Linked DNA regions of Homo sapiens: regions 1, 2, 3 and 4 are each linked to region 5. Evidence: read pairs that join two places in POLR2A ChIA-PET (ENCODE). Cell type or tissue: GM12878. All regions are shown on one strand. Links, peaks and the distances in the headings refer to the core of each region. The heading gives the core; the rest is flanking DNA. Region 1 overlaps ARHGAP26 (Rho GTPase activating protein 26). Region 2 overlaps ARHGAP26 (Rho GTPase activating protein 26). Region 3 overlaps ARHGAP26 (Rho GTPase activating protein 26). Region 4 has its middle 170 kb from the start of HMHB1. Region 5 overlaps ARHGAP26 (Rho GTPase activating protein 26).

The links. ChIA-PET counts read pairs that join two places held together with the same protein. Peaks named below come from ENCODE experiments on the same cell type or tissue, not always from the same donor. Only the 100,000 strongest peaks of a DNase experiment are listed, where the experiment ranks them.
Region 1: POLR2A ChIA-PET joins it to region 5 with 6 read pairs; 4 of 35 experiments call an interaction of 5 or more read pairs at or near these places.
Region 2: POLR2A ChIA-PET joins it to region 5 with 5 read pairs; 4 of 35 experiments call an interaction of 5 or more read pairs at or near these places.
Region 3: POLR2A ChIA-PET joins it to region 5 with 7 read pairs; 5 of 35 experiments call an interaction of 5 or more read pairs at or near these places.
Region 4: POLR2A ChIA-PET joins it to region 5 with 5 read pairs; 1 of 35 experiments calls an interaction of 5 or more read pairs at or near these places.

What each region holds. Positions count from the first base shown.
Region 1 is chr5:143,052,135-143,056,958 of GRCh38, forward strand. ARHGAP26 (Rho GTPase activating protein 26) reads left to right here. Exons shown (of 23, transcript NM_001135608.3): 15 at 2,305-2,392; 16 at 3,894-3,952. It overlaps LOC124901097 (a long non-coding RNA gene), which reads right to left. Exons shown (of 2, transcript XR_007058979.1): 2 at 1,719-1,979. Among named protein-coding and RNA genes, the nearest start is that of ARHGAP26-IT1, 140 kb to the right of the region's middle. RefSeq lists an enhancer at 2,338-2,387. In GM12878, for the core only: no CTCF peak of the experiment used is centred there; a DNase peak (open chromatin) is centred at 2,507; H3K4me3 peaks cover 2,379 bases; H3K27ac peaks cover 3,382 bases.
Region 2 is chr5:143,094,574-143,099,397 of GRCh38, forward strand. The region is part of intron 17 of ARHGAP26 (Rho GTPase activating protein 26); the gene reads left to right. Among named protein-coding and RNA genes, the nearest start is that of ARHGAP26-IT1, 96 kb to the right of the region's middle. RefSeq lists an enhancer at 1-269. In GM12878, for the core only: no CTCF peak of the experiment used is centred there; no DNase peak of the experiment used is centred there.
Region 3 is chr5:143,066,630-143,071,453 of GRCh38, forward strand. The region is part of intron 17 of ARHGAP26 (Rho GTPase activating protein 26); the gene reads left to right. Among named protein-coding and RNA genes, the nearest start is that of ARHGAP26-IT1, 120 kb to the right of the region's middle. In GM12878, for the core only: no CTCF peak of the experiment used is centred there; no DNase peak of the experiment used is centred there; H3K4me3 peaks cover 320 bases; H3K27ac peaks cover 1,329 bases.
Region 4 is chr5:143,976,714-143,981,537 of GRCh38, forward strand. No RefSeq gene overlaps it. Among named protein-coding and RNA genes, the nearest start is that of HMHB1, 170 kb to the left of the region's middle. In GM12878, for the core only: no CTCF peak of the experiment used is centred there; a DNase peak (open chromatin) is centred at 2,513; H3K27ac peaks cover 494 bases.
Region 5 is chr5:143,181,274-143,186,097 of GRCh38, forward strand. All of the region lies in intron 20 of ARHGAP26 (Rho GTPase activating protein 26), which reads left to right. Among named protein-coding and RNA genes, the nearest start is that of ARHGAP26-IT1, 8.8 kb to the right of the region's middle. RefSeq lists enhancers at 2,060-2,219, 2,540-2,589. In GM12878, for the core only: a CTCF peak has its summit at 1,894; DNase peaks (open chromatin) are centred at 1,778 and 2,258; H3K4me3 peaks cover 1,155 bases; H3K27ac peaks cover 3,108 bases.

The sequences.
Region 1 (4,824 bases), core at 240-4,239, 130 kb before region 5:
TAGAACTCTATGGAATTTACTGTTCTGTAGCCCCAGAAATAAAATTATGCTCTTGGGCCAGGCGCGGTGGCTCATGCCTGTAATCCCAGCACTTTAGGAGGCCGAGGCGGGCGGATCTCGAGGTCAGGAGTTCAAGACCAGCCTGGCCAATATGGTGAAACCCCATTTCTACTAAAAATACAAAAATTAGCTGGGCATGGTGGCACATGCCTGTAATCCCAGCTACTTGGGAGGCTGAGGCAGGAGAATCGCTTGAACCCAGGAGGTGGAGGTTGCAGTGAGCCAAGACTGCGCCACTGCACTCCAGCCTGGTGACAGAGTGAGACTCTGTCTGAAAAAAAAAAAGAAAAAAAAATTATGCTCTTTAGGTTTTTCCTTGTTTGTTTCATGTGACAGGAAAGACTTCATTTTATTGCTCAGTGTCACCTGCAAACATCATACAGGTACTGTGCCTTTGAGAGCCACATGTTTCTGAGCTGGGGACCCTTTCCTCTCTCATAACCCAGTATGTGTCAGGGGAACACACGGAGAGCAGTAGATACCAGCTGGATTTGTGCCCCTACCTGGTGATGATAGGCTAAATCCTGAAGCCATTCATGAGTATTTGGCCTCTTTCTATTTGGATGAAAGTGGTTTCTTTCCCAGGAAATAGAAAATGTCTTCTGCCCACCTCTGACTTATTTTTTTTCCAGCTGAAAGGCTGTTGGTCCTGCAGGAGGAACAGCTTTCTTCATTGATGTCCCAGAATTATTCTTGGAGACTCTTCAGAAAGATGCAGTCTGGTGGCTGCCTCCCTTTACCTGGTGCATCATTTAGATCTCTTTGCATTGTAAAAAGACGGAAATCCTGACCTCACCTGGCTTAAGGGGAAAAAGGAATTTACTGGCTCATATGATAAGAAGGAGAGGCAAATACAAGGGTTCAGGATCCACCATTTCTGCTTATCTTGTCTCTGGGTTGTCGGACTTTCAGGCTCTGTGTGGTGGCACCTGGCAGTTACATAACCTCCTAGTGCAAGCCCAGCAAACAGCAAATATCTGTTCGTGAGTCCTGGAGAGTTACTCTGATTGGGCAGGCTTAGGTCTTGGGCCATCCCTCATCCAGGCACTGAGTCCAGAGAGTTGATATACTTTTGGCCAGTCTGTCCTGAATCTCATTCTCCACCCCTGGAAAAAGTAAGAAAAGGGTTGCTCTCCAACTCAAAATGAGGTGCTATGCAGAAAAAAAAAGGACTGGGAGCTGGTGGCAAAGAACTAGTCTTTAGCCAGTATGAGGGAGCTGGATTCTCCCTCCTGTGCACTGAAAAAGACTCTGTGACCCTCCCACCAGTATGTGTATGACCTGGCCTGCCTCACCAGGGACAGGATGGGGATCTGTGAAGCAATTACACTCCCCAACCTCTGCCTCTTCTTCTCACCTCCTTGTGTGCTACTCAGGAAGATTATAAGAATTATCTCTCCTGTTCTTTTATCATACATGCTTGTTTAAAATATACTGATTTGTTTAAAAGTCCATGCAAGAAGAGACAAAAGAAATTGTCAGAGCTGATATGGTGGTTCTCATTGCACATTTGAGCTTAAAGCAATTTTTTTAAAAATACAAAAGTAATGGAATAAAATCATACCACAGTCCACCACTTTAACCCAACCACTAATTTAGAGTATTTCCTTTCAGCCTTGTTCATATAAAAAGTTCATAGAAAAAGTTTCTCATAGACATATCTTGTTTTTTTTTATTTGACATTATATAATGCAGGCATTTTCCATGTTGCTTTACAGTCATCGTTGTCATATAAATCGGCGAGGTAATATTCCATCAGGTAGACATACGGTAATTCACTTAATCATTCTTCTATCGTTGGACATTTAGGTTGTCTCCTTTTTTTGTTGTTTTTTCTGCTTTTGCAAAGAAGAGTGTGTGCTGAACGTTTCTGGGGTCTGTAACTTTTCTCGTGCCTTATCTTATTTTCTGAGGATAGACTGTGAGAAATGAGATTACTGGTTCAAAGGGTATAAACGTTTTTAAGACTTTGATACATATTACCAAATTGCTTCTCAAAACTCTTGCATTTGTCTCTCCTGCTGCCAGCAGGATAGGAGAGGATCAGTTTCACTGCATTCTTGCCAGCAAGAGATATTGGAATTTTTAGACATTTTCCTAATTTAATAGGTAAAAAAAATACTTGTCATTTTTGTTTTACTTTGCATTTCTCTAGTTACTAGCAAGATTGGATGCCTTTATGTGTGCTTATTTATTAGTTCCATTTTATGCTGTGCTTTATGTATTGTCTTTTCTTCATTTTAGACCCCAAGACTGCTTCTGAGACAGAAACAGATATCTGTGCTGAATGGGAGATAAAGACCATCACTAGTGCTCTGAAGACCTACCTAAGGTAGGGACTTTCCATTTGCAAGGCAGAGTGCCAGCTAGTTATCATGCAATCAGGAAGAAAGCAGTTTTATTTTCAGACTCCGGAGAGCTGTCGGGTGGGTGTTTGAGATGTGGAAACAGCTTCTGTGTGGGTGCGTTTAGCTCAGCTGGTCAAACCAATCGTAAATCATCCATAGTTGATGGGTTGCCTTTGTGCAGTGACACCCTGAGTGATTTAGGAAACTTTGTTCTATATGAGAAGTATTGTGATAATTAGCCATGAACAGAACCTAAAATGGGGTCTTCCCCGAAGTCCCTGAATAATCTGTTAAGAACACAAGGAATCATGAATCATCTTCTGTTAAGAATGCATGATTACATACCTCATGTATTTTGATAGTTTCATACTTTACACAGAGTACATTGCTGACAATGGTTCTTAAAAATGAGAACTTAATGGAACTCCTTTTTGACTCCTTCCCTTACACTGGACAATATTATTTCTCTGCAGAGACTATTTTCCTTGTATCATTTATATATGATACTACTGTACCCTCTCTATGCCTCCTTTCATTATTAAAGGTTGGGTTATTGACCAGCTGCCTGCATCTTAGTTTCATGAATAGACCAAAATATTTATGCTGGACTTGAAGGACAGGAATACCATAGTTCTTACCAAAAAAGGTGGGACCTAGTCTTAAAAGGAGAGGGGAATGGTCATCAGAAATAGCATAAGTCTCTGTGCAGATTTTTTGAAGATGGAATTGGCTGGAAAGCAAAGGAAGGAGGCCACAGAAAAGGAATTGCTGATGTAGATTTTATTGGCTATTGGGTAATTAGAGTCAAGAGTAAGATATAATGTAAGTGTTAACTAAAACTAGGAGTCGAATTAAGGGACCCAATGAGAATAAAATCTGAGCCAAGAATAATGTATAGTCCTATTGAGAAGTTTCTTATTTGAACTATCAGGAAAAAACCCTCAAGTTTATGGTTAAACATACTCATACCCCAGCAGGTAAAATTTGTTTATATCATACCTAATGTTAGGGGTTCTAGCATTCTGGAGCAATACTCCATAGTGAATTCACCACCACAACACCTACAAAAATCTTTTATAGTGTTTCTAGATGAATTGATTCTAACAACAAGCCGCTGGGAAGATCAAGACTTGCAAATATGTAGTTAGTTGCCTGTTTCTCAGACACATCTTAAAATGCTGTTGTTGATAGATGAGTCACTGACTGAAAAGGAAATCTCTTAGTTTGTGTTAGACTCTTGCATTAGCACTATTTTAGTGTTGACAATGAAACATAGTTGTGTCTATTCATTTAAGAAAGAGAGAGAATAAACATTTTGGGTGAAATCTCAGAACGCTTGCAATAGGGAAACTACATTGTTATTGTTTCCCTGTGATCTTTGTCTTCGAGAAATGTATTACAGTTTGTCAGTCTCTAGGCTGCTATTTAGAGAGAATATGATTATTCTTATTATTAAGCTGACTAGCCTATCTCCTTTTCCTCCAGAATGCTTCCAGGACCACTCATGATGTACCAGTTTCAAAGAAGTTTCATCAAAGCAGCAAGTAAGTCTTTTTTGTCTCAGTTTTAAGGGGAAGAGAATAGATTTTTCTATTTCAAAGAAGAGTCAGTATCCCAAAATAAATATTACCTAACCCTTCGTATTCTGCACATAAACTGGCCACATAACATACTCATGAGATTCTAACACGGAATAAAAAGGAAACAAATAGGGATTGCTAAGGGCCTTTCTACCACATTGAATTTACAGCAGAGGACAGAAACTTCAGAAGTCTTTTTTTTTTTTTTTTTTTTTTTTGAGGGGAGGAGGATGTTGGAGGGATAGAGAAAAACAAGTTTGCCTTTCTAGTTTTGATTATTGGAGTTCTAACTTCTTAGGTTTTTTCCAGCCTTTGAGTAGCATTTTGCAGAATGAATCAGACATTGCACATTACCTAAATTGAGCATTGGAAATGTTTCCCTGAATATGACACCATTTATATAACTTCACAGTCCTCTTTTCCATTATGTCTTCCATTTACAGCTTCTGATCATTCTTCAACTACATCATCCAGGTCCTGGTGTCATATTACTGGTATTAAAATACATAGGGATTAGGTGCAAGCTACTCTAAGTATACTGGAATCTCTGGCTACATGGGTCAGGCCTCTTGTAAAGGGGCAGAAAGATTCTCTATCAGATTTAAATCCAGCATGAATCTTCACAGTATTATTATGTCGATAACTTGTGTCTCTCCCGGGTTCCTTTCAGCCTTTAGAATTTATTTACTCTGGTAGCTACTACTGGCCTAATTTAGTAGTACCTAATGTTCTGGTGTCCTTATCTACTCATAGTTGTCCCCTTAAAACAGGAAGGAGAAAGCCAGGAGCGAAGATGGTGTTTATGTCATTTCTTTCTAGAGAAATTACAAACCCAT
Region 2 (4,824 bases), core at 545-4,544, 87 kb before region 5:
CTCAGCAAGGCATGGTACCTCTGTATAGAAGGATGTGCCCTTACAGATGGAACAATGGTGAGCACACACTTGGACAAGGGAGGGGAAAGCCTTCTTATCCCTGACACGTGTGGCCCCTGCTGCTATGTCATTCCCCTATTGGCTAGGGTTAGACAGCACAGGCTAAACTAATTCCAATTGGCTAATTTAAAGAGAGTGATGGGGTGAGTGGTTTGGGGGGAAAATGGCTATGACAGAGCAGGTAATCAGAATGAGTCAGGGTGGAGCAGGTAATGGGAATGAGTCGGGGTGGAGCAGGTAATCGGAATGAGTCAGGGTGGAGTAGGTAATCAAAAAAGGTTGCTTTAAGAGGAAGTTAAGTTTAAAAGTAGAAGGCAAAGAATTGAACATACTGACATACTGATTATTTGAAAAGAAATTTAGAATTTATATCTAACAATAAATAGACTCATGTCTCTTGGTTTTAATTCTGTGAAAGGAAATTGTACCATATCACCTGGACTTTTGACTTATGGGTTCTAAGATAATATATTCTTACATATATACATTCATTTTAGATATATTCATATATTCATTATATATTACTATATAATATATATGTATAAAAACATATATACACAGTCACATACAATTTTTTTATTGAGGTGAAATTCACTTAACATAAATTAGCCATTTTAAAGTATACAATTCAATGGGATTTAGTACATTGACAGTATTATGCAACCATTCCCTCTAAGTCAAAACATTTTCATCACTCCCAAATGAAACCCTGTTCAAGATACTATATTCTTAACTCAGCAGTTCTAAACCTTTTTGTCTCAGCACCTCTTTACGCTCTTAAAATTTATTAAGGACTTCAACAGCCTTTGTCTATGTGGATTCTATCTGTTTATGTTTTACAGTATTGGAAATTAAAACTAAAACAATTTTAAAGCTTTATTTATGAATTTATTAAATGACATTTTACATTTTTGTAAATCTCCTTAATGTCTGACTTAATGGAAGATGACTGGATAAATCATATCTTCTTTTTTTCTCAGGCTGGAGTGTTGTGCTGCAATCTTGGCTCACTGCAACCTCCACCTCCCAGCTGGGTTCAAGCAGTTGTCATGCCTCAGCCTCCTGGGTAGCAGGGATTACAGGCACCCGCCACCATGCCCAGCTAATTTTTGTATTTTTGGTAGAGATGGGGTTTCACCATGTTGGCCAGGCTGTCTCAAACTCCTGACCTCAGGTGATCCACCTGCCTCAGCCTCCCAAAGTGCTGGGATTATAGGCATGAGCCACTGCTCCAGGCCTCATATCTTCTTCTTCACTCAATCTATTGTCATACAAAAATCAGTCCTAGCATATGCATATAGTCGGAAAAGGAAGAAATATTTTTAGTAGCCTTTTCAGATAATTTTGGATATTCTTTTTTTAAAACTCTACCAACATTCAACAAGTGGTAATTTTTTAAAAAAATTATTACAATGTGAAAAAATAAAATCATGTTAGTGAATTGTTCACATGCAGTTACATTAAGATCTATTGACCTACCTTGTACTTTGAGTGGATCTTTTACTTATGCATGATTTTTTCTTAGCCTACATTGCTCATTTAGAAAATATTAGTAAACTGCGTTATGCAGATCTTCCAATGCAAACATATTACATCATATAACATCAAAAAATTACATTTGTTAATATCACCACTTATTTTAAAAAGTCATTAAATATTGGGAAGTTGTCATGCTCGTGGTGCAGATCCAGATTTTCTAAAATTATGACGTTTTCTTGAAAGCATAAATTTTATCATTGCAACAAATATTACTGTTTTCCTTAAAGTAGACACTCACTTGGTTCATTTCTGAGAAAGTGTCTGCCAAATACCCAAGTGTCAGTAACCATATTTTGTCTGTCAGTTATTCTTTTACGTTTACATGGTGTTTCATGAAAAAAGAGGTTCAGCTTGCAACTCAGTCGCACAACTGCTTTCCCTCAAGTCAACTTCAGTATGCAGCAGAGGTGCTTTATGCACCTTTCCTCCTTCGTTATTATATAAAAGGTGTGCTAAAGGGTCAGGATTAAATAAAATTAATAATTTTGCTCATTTATCAAGTAAAGCTAGGCTTTTTTTTTTTTTAATCTGTGAGTGTGTAGCAGTGAAGAATACAATGACTATTGGTATAACTTGGTACCACTGTCTAGATTCATGCGAAGCATCACAGTTCAACTTATCTTTTTTTTGCATCTCATGGAACCCCTGAAGGGTGTTGGAAACCTCCCCGTAGTTAATGGACCAACAGAGAACCACTGTCCTAAAGAAAATAAAAATCACAAAATAGCTTTGTATGGCCTAGAGAACATAATATCCTCATTCTAGCCACCTCTTAAAAGAAGCATGTCTGGGCCGGGTGCGGTGGCTCACGCCTGTAATCCCAGCACTTTGGGAGGCCAAGGCAGATGGATCACATGTATCTCCATTTTCTGGACTCAAATACAGACCATGCGCGGTGGCTCATGCGTGTAATCACAGCTCTTTGGGAGACCAATGCGGGAGGATCTTTTAAGGTCAGGAGTTTGAGACCAGCCTGGCCGACATGGCGAAACCCCGTCTCTACTAAAAATACAAAAATTAGCTGGGCATGGTGGTGCGTGCCTGTAATCTGGGGTGGGGCAGGGGAGGCGGCTGAGGCAGGAGGACCGCTTGAACCTGGGACGTGGAGGTTGCAGTGAGCCGAGATTGTACCACTGTACTCTGCACTCCAGCCTGGGCAACAGAGAGAGACTCCGTCTCAAAAAAAAGAAAAAAAAAAAAAAAAAAAAAAAGAGCATATCTGACTGTAAAGTACAAATCAGAGGGAAATTCCCTGTGAGTACATTCAGGTAACTTTACCTAATTCTATAGAAGTCGTCATTTACCTTCCTGAGAATTTGACAAATTCTGTTGAAGCAGAGCTAATGTGAAAATTGCCTTATGCAATGGCCGGGCGCGGTGGCTCACGCCTGTAATCCCAGCACTTTGGGAGGTCGAGGCGGGTGGATCATGAGGTCAAGAGATTGAGACCACCCTGGCTAACACGGTGAAACCCCGTCTCTACTAAAAATACAAAAAAAATTAGCTGGATGTGGTGGCAGGCACCTTTAGTCCCAGCTACTCGGGAGGCTGAGGCAGGAGAATGGCATGAACCTGGGAGGCGGAGCTTGCAGTGAGCCAAGATTGCGCCACTGCATGCCAGCCTGGGTGACAGAACGAGACTCCAACTCAAAAAAAAAAAAAAAAGAAAATTACCCCACGCAACCTACTGATGTCTAAGATTTTTTAATTCAGATGTCTCTGACATATTTCATTTGGTGACAACGTTCAGTGGGACATATTTTGTATTGGTTGTAAAAGTCTGGAGGTTTTTTTAATGAATTATTTGTAGAATTCCAATTTTTAAAAAGTTGTAGTTCTGCCTTGGAATCTTCTCAGAATTCCATACAGTTTTTACTATACAGAAGAACTCTTCCTTTATAATAGCGCTGCCTCAATTTTGTTCTACTTGAGAACCTAATTAAATAATTTGGAGTTTCAAGCTTAGAATTCTCATTTTAAGCCTCCTTTAAATTCTTGTTCTACAGCTGTGCTTGACATATTTGACCATAAGTTCTAATGTTAGGGTTCAGACCATGTATTCTTCTTTAATATTTACATTGGATAGCATAACTGTTAAATGGTATTTTAAAAAGCCAATTCCTTCTAAGCATACAATTCCGCAATGTCATTTTAACAATAACGTAGGTGATTTTTTTAATTTTTAAATTAAATTTTGTTATATTTTGTACAAGTATGTTACTCTTAATGGTGAATTCAAGTTTGACTTAAAACCAGTTCTTGGGAATAATTAGTATGGGAAGTTTAATTGACAGTAAGGTCAGCATGAAACAACAGATTGATCAATCTACCCTCAAAAGCTAGTGTAATTTTAATCTACATTAGCTGAATTATTTTATCTAGAAAAGAGAAAGACCAATTCTTTATAATATTATCAACAGTGGGTAGACATGATAGGAAAACAATATTCAGCCCATAATATTGCAAAGAGAAAAAAACATGAAGATTGGACTTGAATCATGGATCTGTTCTTTCTTAGCTAGGTGACAACCTTGCTAAGTATTCAATTCCTCCGAGCCTCAGTTTTTTCATCTTTCAAATTGGAGTAATAACTTCTCCCTCATAGAAAATGAATTTAATAGTATAACACATATTAAGAAATTAACACATTGCCTTAAACTTGATGAACATTCAATAAATAGGGTTAGTGTTAAAGTATAACTTTAAAAATATTTTTTAAACATGACTTTGTGAAAGTATAGTATAGAATAAACACGTCAAAGGTCTATGAGGCTACCAGTAGAAATAGAAAGTGGCTTCAAAAGAGGACAGCAGAGGCTTGTTTATATGTCCAATGAAAGACACAATGCTGAAAAAAGGTCACAAAGTTTGATTTAAAACTGGTTAATGTTCTGTAGGGCAATAAAACCTCAACTTTTGAGATTATCTTTTCTGCTGGACAGAAGTTATTTGCATCTCTACCAGACAAAAATAATTTGCAAACATACCAATTTTAACTTAGTTTGATATCTATCTTTGCAGAAGCTGAGTCTTCATTCATAGTAAATAGCGTAAGTTAAGCAAAACTTACATATCCCTAAAAAATTATATTCCCAGAAAGTAAGGACCTAAGCTGACAACATAGCTGCCCTGGGCAGGTGGGGGGCACAGGTAGAGGAATATAGAATTGCCAGTGTTGGTTAACTTGGATTTCAAAACCATGTGAGAATGAGGGTGAGACATGGG
Region 3 (4,824 bases), core at 237-4,236, 110 kb before region 5:
ACTAGATGGGGCTTTCTTCATAGTTTTGTTATTGGCAAGCAAAACCCTGAGGGCTGGATGCTGAAAACATAGCACACACAGCTCTTGTCCACTTGGGAGATTTCTGTGTGTGCATGTGTTTATTTTTGCCTTGCTTGTGTTTGCTTAGCAGTTTGTGTGCATTTGGCCCAAAGGGCTGAGCATCTCTCCCTTCCTAGCAGAAGATGAGCCAGCACAGGGGCAGCTGGGAGAAAGAGCTGTTCATATCTGGTTTCAGGTCCTACCTTATTGCAAGTCTCACACTTCCCTGTGAATATCAGGGCTCTTCGTGATTCAAATGCTCTGTGGGGTGGTGCACCTGTTTGAAGGAACAAGCCACGTAGGGCTGATTTCCATGGAGGTTACCTCCCCCTCCCCCTCCTCTGCCCCTCCCCCTCCCGCTTCTGCTTCTTGGTGTCGCAAGGCTGATTTCATCTCCGATGCAGCTGTCTTTGCTAGAGTTTAATAACTCTTAATTTCCTGGAGGGGGATGGCGCGTTATATCATGAAGACTCATCTTTGTCTGCGTGGTCTGGAAATTTCCACTCATCTTTGTGATCTTTGAGATGTTTCCCTTTGTGGGGGAGTCTGACTTTCCTTCTGTTTTACTCAGTTTGACTGCCCTCTCAGATGTCATTCCCAGATTAAACATGACCATCCACTGTGAAAACGGCCCTCTTGACCTTCCAGTTTCCCCCTGGGAGCAGTCTTCACATGGATTTCCTTTCCCGAGTTACTGAAATCTGTATTGAAGTATTAATCTATACTCTAAAGAAGGTCATGCCTATATTCAGCTTCATTCTGTTTTGGTAGATATTTTTTCACTTTTGCAGTTTCAGTCCAAGAAAGGGCTTGAACAAAAGTTCAGGGGGTTTGAATTTTGGTATCAGTCTTTTCTGCTTCCACACATACACAGGAAAGTTTTTCTTCCAGCAGTTTAGCATCCTGATTTATTTCGTGTTTCCAATTTGGTATTATAAGTCACTATTCTTGATTCTCTTCAGTAGGCGGTAAAGGAACACAAAATGTTGGGTCTTGTTGGTGTATTGCAAGCAGGTCTTGCTATGTACTTGGAGATGCCTAGAATTGGGTAGAATAGGGTCACTATTTTATTAAAGTCAGATATTCCATGAGAAAATGGGGCACCCTAGGCCTCAAAAATCAGTTTGTATATTAGTTCTTTGGCTGTAAGCAACAGATGTCAACTGTGGTTAATTTAAAACATAAAAACAGGGTCCAAGAGCAGTGGCTCATGCCTGTAATTCCAGCACTTGGGGAGGCCAAAGCAGGCAGATCACTTGAGGCCGGGAGTTCGAGACCAGCCTGGCCAACATGGTGAAACCCCATCTCTACTAAAAATACAAAAATTACCTGGGTGTGGTGGCATTTGCCTGTAGTCCCAGCTACTTGGGAGGCTGAGGTACGAGAATCGCTTGAGCCCAGGGAGGCAGAGGTTGCAGTGAGCCAAGACCATGCCACTACACTTCAGCCTGGGTGAGAGAGCAACACCTTGTCTCAAGAAATAAAATAAAAAATAAAAGGAATAAAATTTATTGAAAGGCTCCTGGGTCAATCACGTAATGGAAAGTAGAATTGAACCATCAGACATCGCAAAGCAACCTCAAGGGCGCTTGTGGTACCTGGCATCCTACTACATTTCTCTAGGCCATTTCTTCTCTTCTAGATGATCATCTCAGATGTTGCTTTTCATTCCACAGAGAAAATAGATACAATCAGAAGAGAACTTCTGCAAGCTACCACCACAATATCCACACCTGTGCCTATGTTTCTGCCATCTCTCCTGTGCGACAGGGGAACCCAGTGCTCCTACCTAAAGGCATTCCCTTTCCTGGGACACTAGAGCCGATTGACTCCCCGTTGGATCTGTAAGGACTTGGGTGCTTGAGTAGTTTCTCCCTCTTTCTTCTACGCCATTAACTTTTCTGTCTCTACTAAATCTTTCCCATCAGCACATAAGCATGTTGTAATTTATGCAATCCTTTGAAACATGAGAAAGGAAAAAGCAACAACTACAAAGAATCTTTCTCAATCCCATATCCCCTTTTAGGTACTATCCCATTTTTCTGTGCTTTTCCCAGAAGAACTCAAATAGTTGTCTGTGCTTGCTGTTCCCAAATCCTCTCTTCCCACTCATTCTTTCTTGAACCTCAGGCTTTTTATGCACACTAGTCCACTGAAATGCCTCATTATCAGTATTGCTGATGACCTCATGTTGCTGAATCAATTTCAGTGTTCCCTTCCTTAATTGCTCTGAAGGATTTAACACAGATTCCCACTCTCTCCTCCTTGATAAGCTTTCTTCACTTGGCTTCCAGGACACCATACTCTCCTGGTTTTCCTCCTGCCTCCTTGACTTCTGCTTCTCAGTCCTGTTTGCTATGCCCCAGGACTCTGTCCTTCAGGCCTCAGACCTCATCTCCCCTCCTGCCATCCTCTCTCCTTCCCAATGAGGTCTTCCTCGATTGTTTTAAGATTGCAGTCTCCAGCTCCTTCACTCCCTACCTACTAGAATTGCTTAATTTTTTCCCATAACCATGTCAGTATCTAATATACTATATATTTGATTTGTTTACTCGTTGTTTTCTTCTCCCCGAAATGTAAGCTCCACGAGGTTGGCAATTGCTGTCTGCTCTACACTACTGTATCCTTAGCAACTAGATCAGTGCCTGCACTGCTCAATAAATATTTGTTGAATAAGTGAATGAGTGGAAAATATCCAGGTAACTCATGGGTAGCCCTTTTCAAGCACTACCTTTATGATGTCTCAGTTCCAACTACCTTTGTCCCCTTGTGAATCTGCTGCAGGTTAACATTCCTAGTAAAAAGAGTTATAATGGTCTCTCCTGGGTAAGGTCCCCACATCTGTACTAAGGCGGTAGTTGGGGACTCACCTGTCTTTCTTGATAGGACCACATGTAATGGGAGAAAGACATCCAACTGGAAATTTTCCAAGGAAAAATTGGATGCCATCATTCAAAAGATGCCAAACAAGTAAAAATGTCAGCTGTTTATAGGAGTTGTGCTTGCTGAAATTCAGTTTTTTGCCTTAGAGAATTCCTGTTTTATATTAGAAGTTTCAGGTCTTGTTACAAATTTTAACTCTGTGATGGATCTTGTAAGTGCCTCAATAGCCCTATTATGCATCATTATGTGGAAGATAAGACCATCATCATAATAAATACAAAACAGCAAACAGCATTCAGATATTTTCCTAATACTTGGTTACACAGCTTGGTTCCCCAGAAGCCTGATTCTGTTTTTTTGGGAGCTAGCACTTCCCAAAGGCCTGGGCTCCCTTCACAGCATGTCTTCAGATGTCCCCTGGGCCCAGAATTGTCTCCAGTGGTGTTTGGTGGAGTGCCGATGGTAGCTTCTTGGTTCACCAGTCCTCAGAATCCAGCACATTTAAACCTGTTTTTTTTAAGTCACCAGGCAAATGTGGGGGGGTTCCCATGTCAAATATGTCTCTCAGGCTAGGTGGTTAGTCAGGTTTTCTTGTTCTCTGTATTAAAAGATAATCTTGCCATTTTGCTACTTTAAGAACTACATTTCCCTTCATAATAGAACTGCCACTTAAACTGCTTTGCATGCTACCTAGTTATGAGCTTCCCTTCCAAATGTTGTCTGTCCTACAAGGTCATTCTCCCCAGCCCTAACCAGATTGTTAATGAAGCAAAGAACACTGGCAAACATGTAGATTATCCCTTCTTTGTTATGTTATTAATATATAGTGACTCTTGACATAAATAGGCACATACCTACGCATAAATTTAACTAAGACGATTGAAAACTTCTACAAGAGAAACTACAAAACACTGATGACAGAAATTGAAGAGAATACAAACAAATGGAAAGACACCCCATGCTCATGGATCAGAAAAATTTATATTGTTAACAGGACAGCACTACCCAAAGCAATCTACAGATTCAGTGCAATCCCTATCGAAATACCAAGGACAGGCCAGGTGAAGGGGCTTATGCCTATAATCCCAGCACTTTGGGAGGCCGAGATGGATGGATCACCTGAGGTCAGGAGTTCCAGACCGGCCTGGCTAATATGGTGAAGCTCCATTTCTACTAAAAATACAAAAATTAGCCGGGCATGGTGGTGTGCACCTGTAGTCCCAGCTACTCTTGGGAGGCTGAGGCAGGAGAATCACTTAAACTGGGGACGCGGAGGTTGCAGTGAGCCAAGATTGTGCCACTGCACTCCAGCCTGGGTGACAGATCTTGACACTATCGCAGAAAAAAAAACAACAAAAAAACAGGGACATTCTTCACAAACATAGAAATAAAAAGTCCTAAAACTTATATGGGACCACAAAAGACCGTGAATAGCAAAAGCAGTCCTAAGAAAGAACAAAGCTAGTGGTATCACACTACCCAACCTCAAAATATACTACAAAGCTGTAGTAACCAAAGCGGCATGGTACTGGCATAAAAGCAGGCCTATAGACCAATGGAACAGAATAGAGAACCCCTAAATTAATCTGAATAGCAAAAGCAGTCCTGAGAAAGAACAAAGCTAGAGGTATCACACTACCTGACCTCAAAATATACTACGAAGCTGTAGTAACCAAAGCAGCATGGTACTGGCATAAAAGCAGGCCCATAGACCAATGGAACAGAATAGAGAATCCATAAATGAATCTACACATCTCCAGCCAGTTTATTTTTGACAAAGGTGCCAAGAATACTTACTGGGGAAAGGATAATCTCTTCAATAAATGGTACTGGGAAAACTGGATAATCCACATGCAGAAGAATGAAGGTAGACCACCACCT
Region 4 (4,824 bases), core at 530-4,529, 800 kb after region 5:
TCCTAAAGCAGGTTTCTCAACTATGGATAGATGGTGGAAAAAAAATGTCATTCCATCACTGCCTATCATATGATTCAAAGACCCTGAATCTTCACTAAATAGAAAACTGGTGAGCTTTTAATGCATAACTACTTTTGAAGATCCTCTTTGCCCCCATATCTCTATATCCATATGAATAAAATATCTGACTGGAAAGGGATGGTTGGGACTGACTGTCACATTGCATCGTGGGAAATATGGCTCCCACAAAGGTAGGAAAACCCTGGGAACAATGCATGCTAGGAACTATGGTTTTCCAAATACTGCATTAGTTTAGAATATCAAAAATTTGGCAGTTCATGTGGGTGCATATGTTAATCCCATATAACAGAGCCACACTATATGCATAGCTAGTTGATACTGAGAACTGAGCTGCAAGTTAGAAACAACCACTAGAAGAATTTAGAAGAGAATTTGATCATCATTCAAAAGGATAATGATAGACAAGGGAGATCTATACAACCTGTTTATGGACATATACCAGGTTCCCAAAGATCTCTTTTTGCTTAGAGGATGAGTATAGAGGACCTAAAACCCACCAAGGGGACCATGAAGAAATACTACAGAATGACAGAAAGCAAAAATCATCCTAAAGTTTTGGAAGAACAGATTTCTGAAAAAGATTTTATGTAGAACTTAGAAAAAAATTTTAGAATATTATGTGACATCATTAATAGGATGCTAGAGGGTATGCTGTTAATGAAACAGGAGCAGAAAGTTATCAAGAGAATAAACCAAGATGAAAACAGGATGAAGTAAAAAGATAGTGAGCCGAGATGAAAAGGAAGCTGGATAATATAATTAAGAGTTGCAAGGAGACTAAAATTATAATAAGGTAATCAAAATTTTTACTGGAGACAGAAGAAAAGGCTTGTCTGTTCAGTATAAGAGGTGAATCACTAGGGTGAAGAACTCTCTTGGAAATACTCTCTGAGGATACAAGAGAAAAATATAAAGAGACAAAAGGATGAAAGAAAAGGTGGTATATAGGGAGAAGGAGGAGTTACAGAAATTCTTAAGGAGCAAGCTAGAACAATTGGAGCTGTGCATGAGGGTAAAAAATAATTTTGGGTGAAGGAAAAATGTTATAGGTGAGAGAAGAATGGATCAACATAATAGAAAATAATGGGTAATAGCAATAAGAAAGAGTTATTGGGCATTTACTATGTGGGCATTTGTCTAAATATTTTATTCATTAACACTCATAACCTTAGAAAATTATGATCTTCACTTTACAAATAAGGAAATTGACTCATGGAAAGCTTAGGTAACTTGCCTAAGGTCAAAGAAGCAAATAGCAGAGCGGGGACTCATTGCTAGGTAGTCTGGCTTCAGGCCAATGCTCTTAACCACCACCTTAGAATCATGAAAAAAGGACACATGTAGATAATATCAGCAAACATTTTAGTTACTCAGATGAAAAAAATCCAACAAAAATACTCAGGCAAAAATAAACAAAAACAAACAAAAGCAAGTCATTTACAAAATAACTAAAATTAAGCTGACCTAGCATTGCTGAAGTTTCAGGGAAAACAACTACACACAGCAAATCAGTTTGTAGTATTTGACACCTAGGAATTGCATTTCTAAGATTCCAGCTTAAGAAAATAGTCAATTATATATATATATATGTGTGTGTGTGTGTGTGTGTCTATATGCATATATATCTCATAAATACACATATACATATATACACATATATGTATATATGTATTTACACATATATATGATGTCTGTTATATATACATAGATACAACTTATGTAAAAATGGTATTTATCACTGTGATTTGTAATAGCAAAACTCCAGTGAGAAATACCATATAGATTTACATATAAAATATATAGTTAATAAATTATTATTGTTATATATAGTGAAATTATTATATAGTCATTTAAATTACGTTTTGGAAGACTTTTAATGACATGCAGAAAGTTCCCTGGTAACATGTTAAGACAGACACTTCATATAATTTGATCCCAATTTATATGATAAAAATATGTATTAGCAGTAGTTATTTCTGAGTGGTAATTTCAGGTGAATTTTTGTTTTACTCCCAAATTTTTCTGAATTTTATAAATTTTATTTAATAATGGTGAATAGCATTAAAATAGAAAAAAAAACAGTCTTTGTAAAAGATCAACAGCTAATGCTATCCTTACTAAGTAAGGAGAAGGCCCATGGTGATCAGTCAAGAACCTTTGACCCAGGAGGCTAAACACAGCTCTGCCCTCATTAGGTGGAGAAGCTTATGTCTGGTCCTTAATCTACATGGAGCTTCCACTCCTGAAAAATGGTTTCTCCTTCTGGGAAAATGGGAACTACTATCTTTTTCACTGTGGATTTTTCCCCTTCAAATAATCCAGTGAAAATAATATGAAAGTTATTTGTAATTTGTCAGCTCTATGCATGTGAAGCACTATATTTAGAAGATATTTGTCATTATTTGGGGAATTCCAGCACCCTCTGAACACACTGCCTGTGTTTAAAGAGTTTCTCACCTTCTGAATCTGCATTTCTCAAAGACAGACAGTGGAAATTCACTTTCTAAACATCTCTTACAGTAGGACCACAGGCAAGTGACCTAGGCTTGGTCAATCAGATGCTCCTATGTGAGACTTGGATTGGAAGCTAGTGACACAAAGAAGCAGGCACAGAGAGAAATTCCTTCCAGTGAGGCAGCTATGACTGAGGAGGCCAGCTTCCAGGCACAGCAGAGTGGGAGGGTCTAGGTAGGGCCTGTCAGCAAAACAGGTGACTAAGAATGTGCCTGACAATTAGAACAGTGAAGTGTCCGCTACAGTGGTCAAAAGCTTAATGGGGACTTTCTTTCCTCTTTATGTAGTCTCCATGCCCATGAATTACCCAACAATCTTAAATAAATACATCATTTTTTCTATTTAATAAATTAGTTAGAGTGGATTCTGTTGATTAGAGCTGAAAACCTGACTCAGACATAGGCCTTGGTCCCAGCAAATCTGGATTTGAGTTCTGCTTCAGCTCCCTATCAACAGAGTCACAAGTTCTTTCTAGGCCTCAGTTTCTGCATACAGCATCTTATTTAATGACCACAATAACCCTATAATCTTGGATCTGTCTTCTCCACTCATACTCAACTGAGACAATCCAAGCGCTTTACTTATTCTCAATTTAAAGTCATACTTACTAGCCTAACTGCCTCCCCTTCCATTTGCAAAAATGTGCAAGTTTACGCCATAGGGTTGCAATAAATCAGAATCCTAGAATTTGGGAGCTGAGTAGGATGTAAAAGATCTTCTAGCTCAACCATTCATCTGATATATGGGAATCAATATTGGGAACTTTTATGTTGACGATATATTTTCAAGCAACCCAAACAACTGAACTTCTCCTTGGCCTGCCACAAATGTGGAGCAAAAAGTGAAATTAACCAGTTGTTTTGTCTACATGTCACCTAGTTTGAGTGCTCCTTTGATAAATGAACTGAAGTGATTAGCAGTAGAGAAGCACACCCCAAACACCCATTCCCAAATATAGTAGACATAACAATCTTGTGGGTTATTTTCCTAAGAAAAGTTGGGCTGGTACTTTACGTCTGCCCTTGACTGACAAGGTGATACCTGACAGTTTGAACAGAATTGATAAAACCAAGCTTGGTGATAATACAAACCATATTATCCAGATTGTTCCTAATTGAACCTTTAAGCAGTTTCTCCAAAGTGAATTTTTGGCTAACTTTTCCAGAGTCTAGAAAGCCTCTACCCCAACTTTTCTTCGTGTATTTGGAAGTATATACTTCTCTGAATTATCCTTTGTGCTGGAAGCATTTCACACTAAGTGTAATACAGAGGCCCTGTCCCTCTCCTTACTTAAGAATTTTTACTGGGCTCTTATTTTCTGGTTGAAGGCTCCCAAGCAGTGACCACATCTTGCTTTTAGATCACCACGTTTTTTTCTTATTTCATGAATGTGGGTTGACACGGATGCCTCTTGGCACCATGCAAAGATGCTGACGGCAAAGAAATTTCTTTGCAGATGAAGGCCACAAGCTGGGCTCAGACTCAGAAACCCTCCAATGTTCAAATTCCGGCATCTGAGGAAGGCTGTTCTCGTCCATTTTTACCGTCTTTGGGGAACTGTACCATTGCTTTGAGGCAGAAGTTCTGAGGATGGGATTTTTGAATAAGCTCTTGCTATCTAGTGAACTATTGAGTTCCATCTTATGTGTTCTGCTATCTGTAGAAGTACCTTTGTGTGCTTGCATGCACACACACACACACACACACACACACACTGATTAAACTGTTCGTCTGCTGGTCCACAGAAATCCATTGAAATGTAGACAAGTTTGTTTTCTGTGACCTCTCCCCTCTCCTTCCTGCATTCTGACTTGACCCACAATCCTAAGTTGCACTCTCACACTACCCAGGTCTTTAGGGCCCTCATGTGCCCCTCTTACTCGCCAAATCAAGACCTTGTCTCAGTATTGAAAAGTCATGGCACCAAAACGTTCAGACTCCTCCTGTGAGCTCCTTAACTTCTTGTCACTCTTCCTTACCAGTCACCAGTGTCCTGCACACCTGATGTGTCTCTTCTTCTCCATAACTTCTCTGTTATCATGACTGATGACTTCAGCATCCACATGATGACCCACCTGACATTTTGGCTTCTCAGTTCATTAGGTTAAATGATCAATTCTCCACTTCACCTCAGCTACCCATCCACACAGCCACTTCTAGATGTTTCCATTACCAGAAACAGTACCACTTCTAAAATCTTTATTTAAAACTTTGAACTTGCTGGCCAGC
Region 5 (4,824 bases), core at 491-4,490:
GTGACCTACTCTGGCTTGCCATTGCAGCGTCTGTTTACACTCTTTACTTTGACCTTACTGTACTTGTTGCACTTCTGCAACCTTGCCCTGTTTCCTCTCATCTCTGGGGAACACTGTGTTCTTAAACATCACTTCCTTCAGAAAGCCTTTCCTGCTTCCCCCTCCTTACACCTTCCTCCTCCATGCTCCCTAAACTTGATGGGAGAACTCTCGCGTGTTAGGGAAGCATCATCCCCAGTGGGGCACTTATCAGTGTGTTGTCATCACCTGGTTATTTGTCTCATTCTCTGTGGGCCATACCTGTCTTCCCAGTTGTATCTCCTCAGTGCCAAGCACAGTGGCTGGAACAGAGTGACAAACATTTATTTATACGTGACATGAATGAGTAAACAAATGAATTACACCGGAATAGATTTCTGGACAATTCATTTTGCAAAAAGAGGAACTTTAGCTCCGCACTTTGGAGATGCCAGTGTCTTTGAGATGTTAAGGACTTTTTGTTTTGTTTTTGTTTTTTAATTCTTTAACTATGTTACAGGTTTAGCAATGCCTCCGATTCAGGAATTTGTTTAAAACCCCCCAGTGGCTTAGAGCTGCACATAGAATAAAATCTAAACTGTTTCTCATGGTCTACATGGTCAGCCATTGTTTACCTGACTTAACTAACCTCTCCGACTTCCCCTGACACGGCTGCCTCCCTGGCTTGTACGCTCCTGTGCTTATTCTTGTCCCCGTACAAAGCACATCCATTCTCGCTGTGAGGCCTTAGCAGCACCTGCTCCTGCTGCCTCAGAAGGTTCTTCCCTGATCCTTACATGCTATAGCCTGCCCTGACCCTTCTGTCCCCACACCCATCACTGTCTACCACATCACTCTGTGTTATTTCCCTAATAGTAGTAAGAGTTGACAACTCTTACTACTCTTACTACTGTTAACTCATCTCAGCTACTATTCTGGAGGAACACAAAGCACTCGGCTTTGGTGCTAACCCACTGGGAGTTGGCCTTATCTTGAACAGTTGCAAAACTCATCCACAGTTCATCATCTGCTGAAGAGTGGCTTGCAGATGATGAACTGGGAAACTCCATAGGTTTCCCTCTGAAATGTTCTTGCCCGGTATTTCACTCGTTTGTCTCTCCTCATGACACTAAGCTCCATGAGAGTAAGGCCTGTCCTGTCTTGTGTATCACAGGATTCTCAGCACTTAGGACAAGACCTGGCTCTGATGCTTCCTAAATATTTGTTAAGTGAATCCGTTTTAGTTTAAAAAAACAATAAAACTTGGTTTGTTGATAAGCTATGAACTCCTTTACCCAAACCCTGTCATTAACATGGAAGATGCACAAGATCATTTATTGTCTACTCTAGCTAATTGGCCTAGGAGATAATTCACATAACAATTGATTTTTATATACTCATAGCCCTGAAATTTCCTGGCTATAAAGACAAATCCCTTGCTCTATGTGTGTGGTGGCCTGGCCATGCCAGTTCTCTTAAGTAAACAGTCACTCTGTCGTTATCCACCCAATTCTCAAAATCAAGCCCCATGTAAATAGTCATCTCCATAAATCCTGTCAAGAAAATTAATTTTTAGGGTACAGTCATTGGTTTTATTGTAGTCCTCCTAATCCTGTGTGACATAGATCCTTTGGAAAGTTGGTGCTACCAGTTGGGAAGTGCCCCAGCAGGCCCCGTGGTTGTCTGGCTTTGTTGACTGTCTGAATGCAACACGTTGACAATGGGTTAGCTGCTTTGGTTTTAGGGTTATTCTCCTTATGCCTCATGCAAATGAAAAGTGGCAAAAAAAAAAAAAAAAAAGAAAAAAAAACCTCATTTCCTTTCCTAGATAAGGCCTGTAGGGGAATTTCGGCTGTTCTTGGTGGCAGTATAATCTCACAAAAGATGTATAAACACAGTGCTTTGCCAAATATTTACAGAGCTGAGGGGCAAGAGGTGGGTTGGCATAGGGCCAGATTAAAATGTCCTGGAAGGTTTTCTGTGATTCCTCAGAATGCCAAATTCATATACATGGTCTCCTCACCTGTGAAATGGGGCTAATGGTAGGACCTGCCTGCTGATCTTATCGTGGGGATTGAGGAGATAATGAGAGCCGTGTGCTCCGTGACCTGCCTGGTAATAAGCCTTCAGTAAATGTTAACTCTTAGTACTATTAGCTCATCTCAGCTACTATTCTGGAAGAACACAAAGCTCACAGCTTTGGTGCTAACCCACCGGGAGTTGGCCTTATCCTGAACAGTTGCAAAACTCACCCACAGTCCATCCTGTGCCGGGGAGCAGCTTGCAGGCAACTCATTTCTTGAGCTCTTCCCTGCCCACACGTACTGTGAGTTGCCAAGAAAGCAGCAGCTGCATTCACCAGTGGAAATTCCCCCGGGGCCTCCTCGGACGCCACCCCTACCTCTGGTTATGGGCGAAGGCGTACCAGGGGAATGGCTTCCTCCACCAACTCCTTAGTGTCTGATGTAGGTCTCTGACTACCAGTGTGAGTCCTGTGGCTCCTCAGCAGTGTCTCTGCGCCTGTCTCTGTCGTGCTCCTAAGCAGGCAGAGATGCTGGTGGAGAATATAGTAGAAGGGACTTGGGGAAGGACTCCATTTTCTTAAGTTTCAGTAGAAGTTTGGATAACCTGTAGTTTTTAAAGATTGATGCTCCTGCCTTCTTTCCTCTCCTCATGGTAACCAAATGGTTTGAAGTTCCCTTTGCCCCTGTTCAGAAACTCTGACCCTTGAATAAAGGGGTAAAGTATTTAGATTCTGAAAGTTTCATGGGGGAAAGGGGTTAAGGGAAAGCAGTGTATGTGTGCAAATGCTGACAGTCTGAATATTACATTATCTATTTCAACAAATAAACCTTGGACCAGATCAGGCTATCCAATACAGAGACAACATTGATCTTTCAGGAGGGATCTGCCAAGTCTGAAATGCCAGCTGTCCCTTCCTGCCCATTAGGGGGTAGAGAATGCCTCTTTTGGACTAGCTGAAATACTCATTACAAATATTCAGGCCTCCCCCTAACCTGAATTAATGTATTATTGCTTATCCTTTTGTCTCTCCCGTAAAAACATGTATAAGGAGCATTCCCTGGTGATTCCCTGAGGGTTATGGAGGGACATTTTACCTGCCAGAGTGTCTCCAGCATCACAGCTGGAGGTGCCGTGGGTGGGGGTCTGTGTGCCTGTGTGTGTGCAGCATGTGTGTATCTACTATATAAAAGCTCATTCATTCCCTTGCTATAATTCAGTGTTCAGACTCAGCTTGCTGACTGATGGACTGGGGGAAGCCAGTAATTCTTAATTCAGGAGAAGAGGCTAAGGGAGAACAAATCTACCCTCCTGTCTCTCATCGGCCCCCTTGTTCTGAAACACTGCAGTGGTTCAGAGAAGTCCCCTCTTAGAGCTTTCATTTCTTTTGGAGGGATGGTTTGAACCTAGACTGGATCTGCCCCATTTTTGCCTTAGCAAGTCTTGATGAGTTCATTGGACAGAGGCAACAAAATCCATATACTCAAGAGACTGAAAAAGGGGAGAGGAGGGAAGGAACGTGTGTGAGGCCAAATTGCCCCACTGGGGGTGGGATTATAAAGGAGTGCGACCTTTCTGGCAATACGTGTTGTAAGCCTTATGATGGGCTTATATTTTGACTCAGCCACTGCACCCCTAGTATTTATCAGAAGGAATTAATGAGAGGTCTATGCAACAGTGAGTGGATTTTTACCCCTGTATTATTTACTATAGTAAGAGAAATAATTTAAATGTCCAACAATACTGATGGTTGGGTAGTTTTCACACAGCCATGAACTACAATGCAACTACTGAAAATTATATTGCTGATAACTGTTTATTAATATGGGGATATTACATAACAAAACTACTTTGTTGAAGAAAACAGAGTGAAAAAGTATGTAAATTATGGTGTCATTTTAATGCACAAGATGAAATATGTATGGATACATATATACACAAAGAAAGGTTCTAAAATAGTCACTAATGTGTTAACTGTGGTACCTGGAGTAGGAGTACTGATAAGATTGGTTTGGTTTTGTCTTTTGCCTGTTGTTTTTTAACAATAAGTATGAAGTCTTTTTATAGCTAGAAACAACAAAGTTTCTTTCTGTATTAAGAAAAAATTTCTGCATTAAAAATATATGTTATGGGGCATCCCTCCTTTTTTTCTTTTACCAAAAACGAAGTAGAAAGAAAGTAAGCTGGCTCTGAATATTTGAATTAAGCAGAGCCCTGGAGTCCTCCTTGTTTATTTTTGCTTTTCCAAAAGCAAATTTTTCCAAAAGCAAAAAATGGCTGCACACACCCTAAGGCTATTTATTTCCTTCCTTAACTCCACTACTTTATCCGGTTCAGCAAGTATCAATCCTTGCCATTCTGTCAAGAGAGCACTTTCTGTTTACCAGACACGGTGCCCACCTCTTGATGTATGTTAACTCCTGCAGTCCACACAAACACCCTTTAGGGTAACTTTTACCCTCGTTTTCAAAAGAGGGGAGTGAGGCAGAGTTGTCACAAGGCTGGCGAGCAGAGGAGTGAAGCTTCCCAGCCACACTCTGCCTGCACTACCCCTCCCTTGCTTTCCCACTTGACCTTGCATCCCCGGTGGGAAGTTTCTCACTGAATGTCCTCTAGGCCTGTCTTCCTAAAGGAGCCATCCTATTTAAAGAGCCAGGATTTAGCTTCTCTGCAGAGATGAGGGCAGGGAGAGAAGTAAGAAGTTAAGAGGCCATGGCTCAGAAGGAAAAGGAGGGAGGAAAGCTATTGCAATGGCCCACCTGCCACCCTCAAGAAAGCCATTCT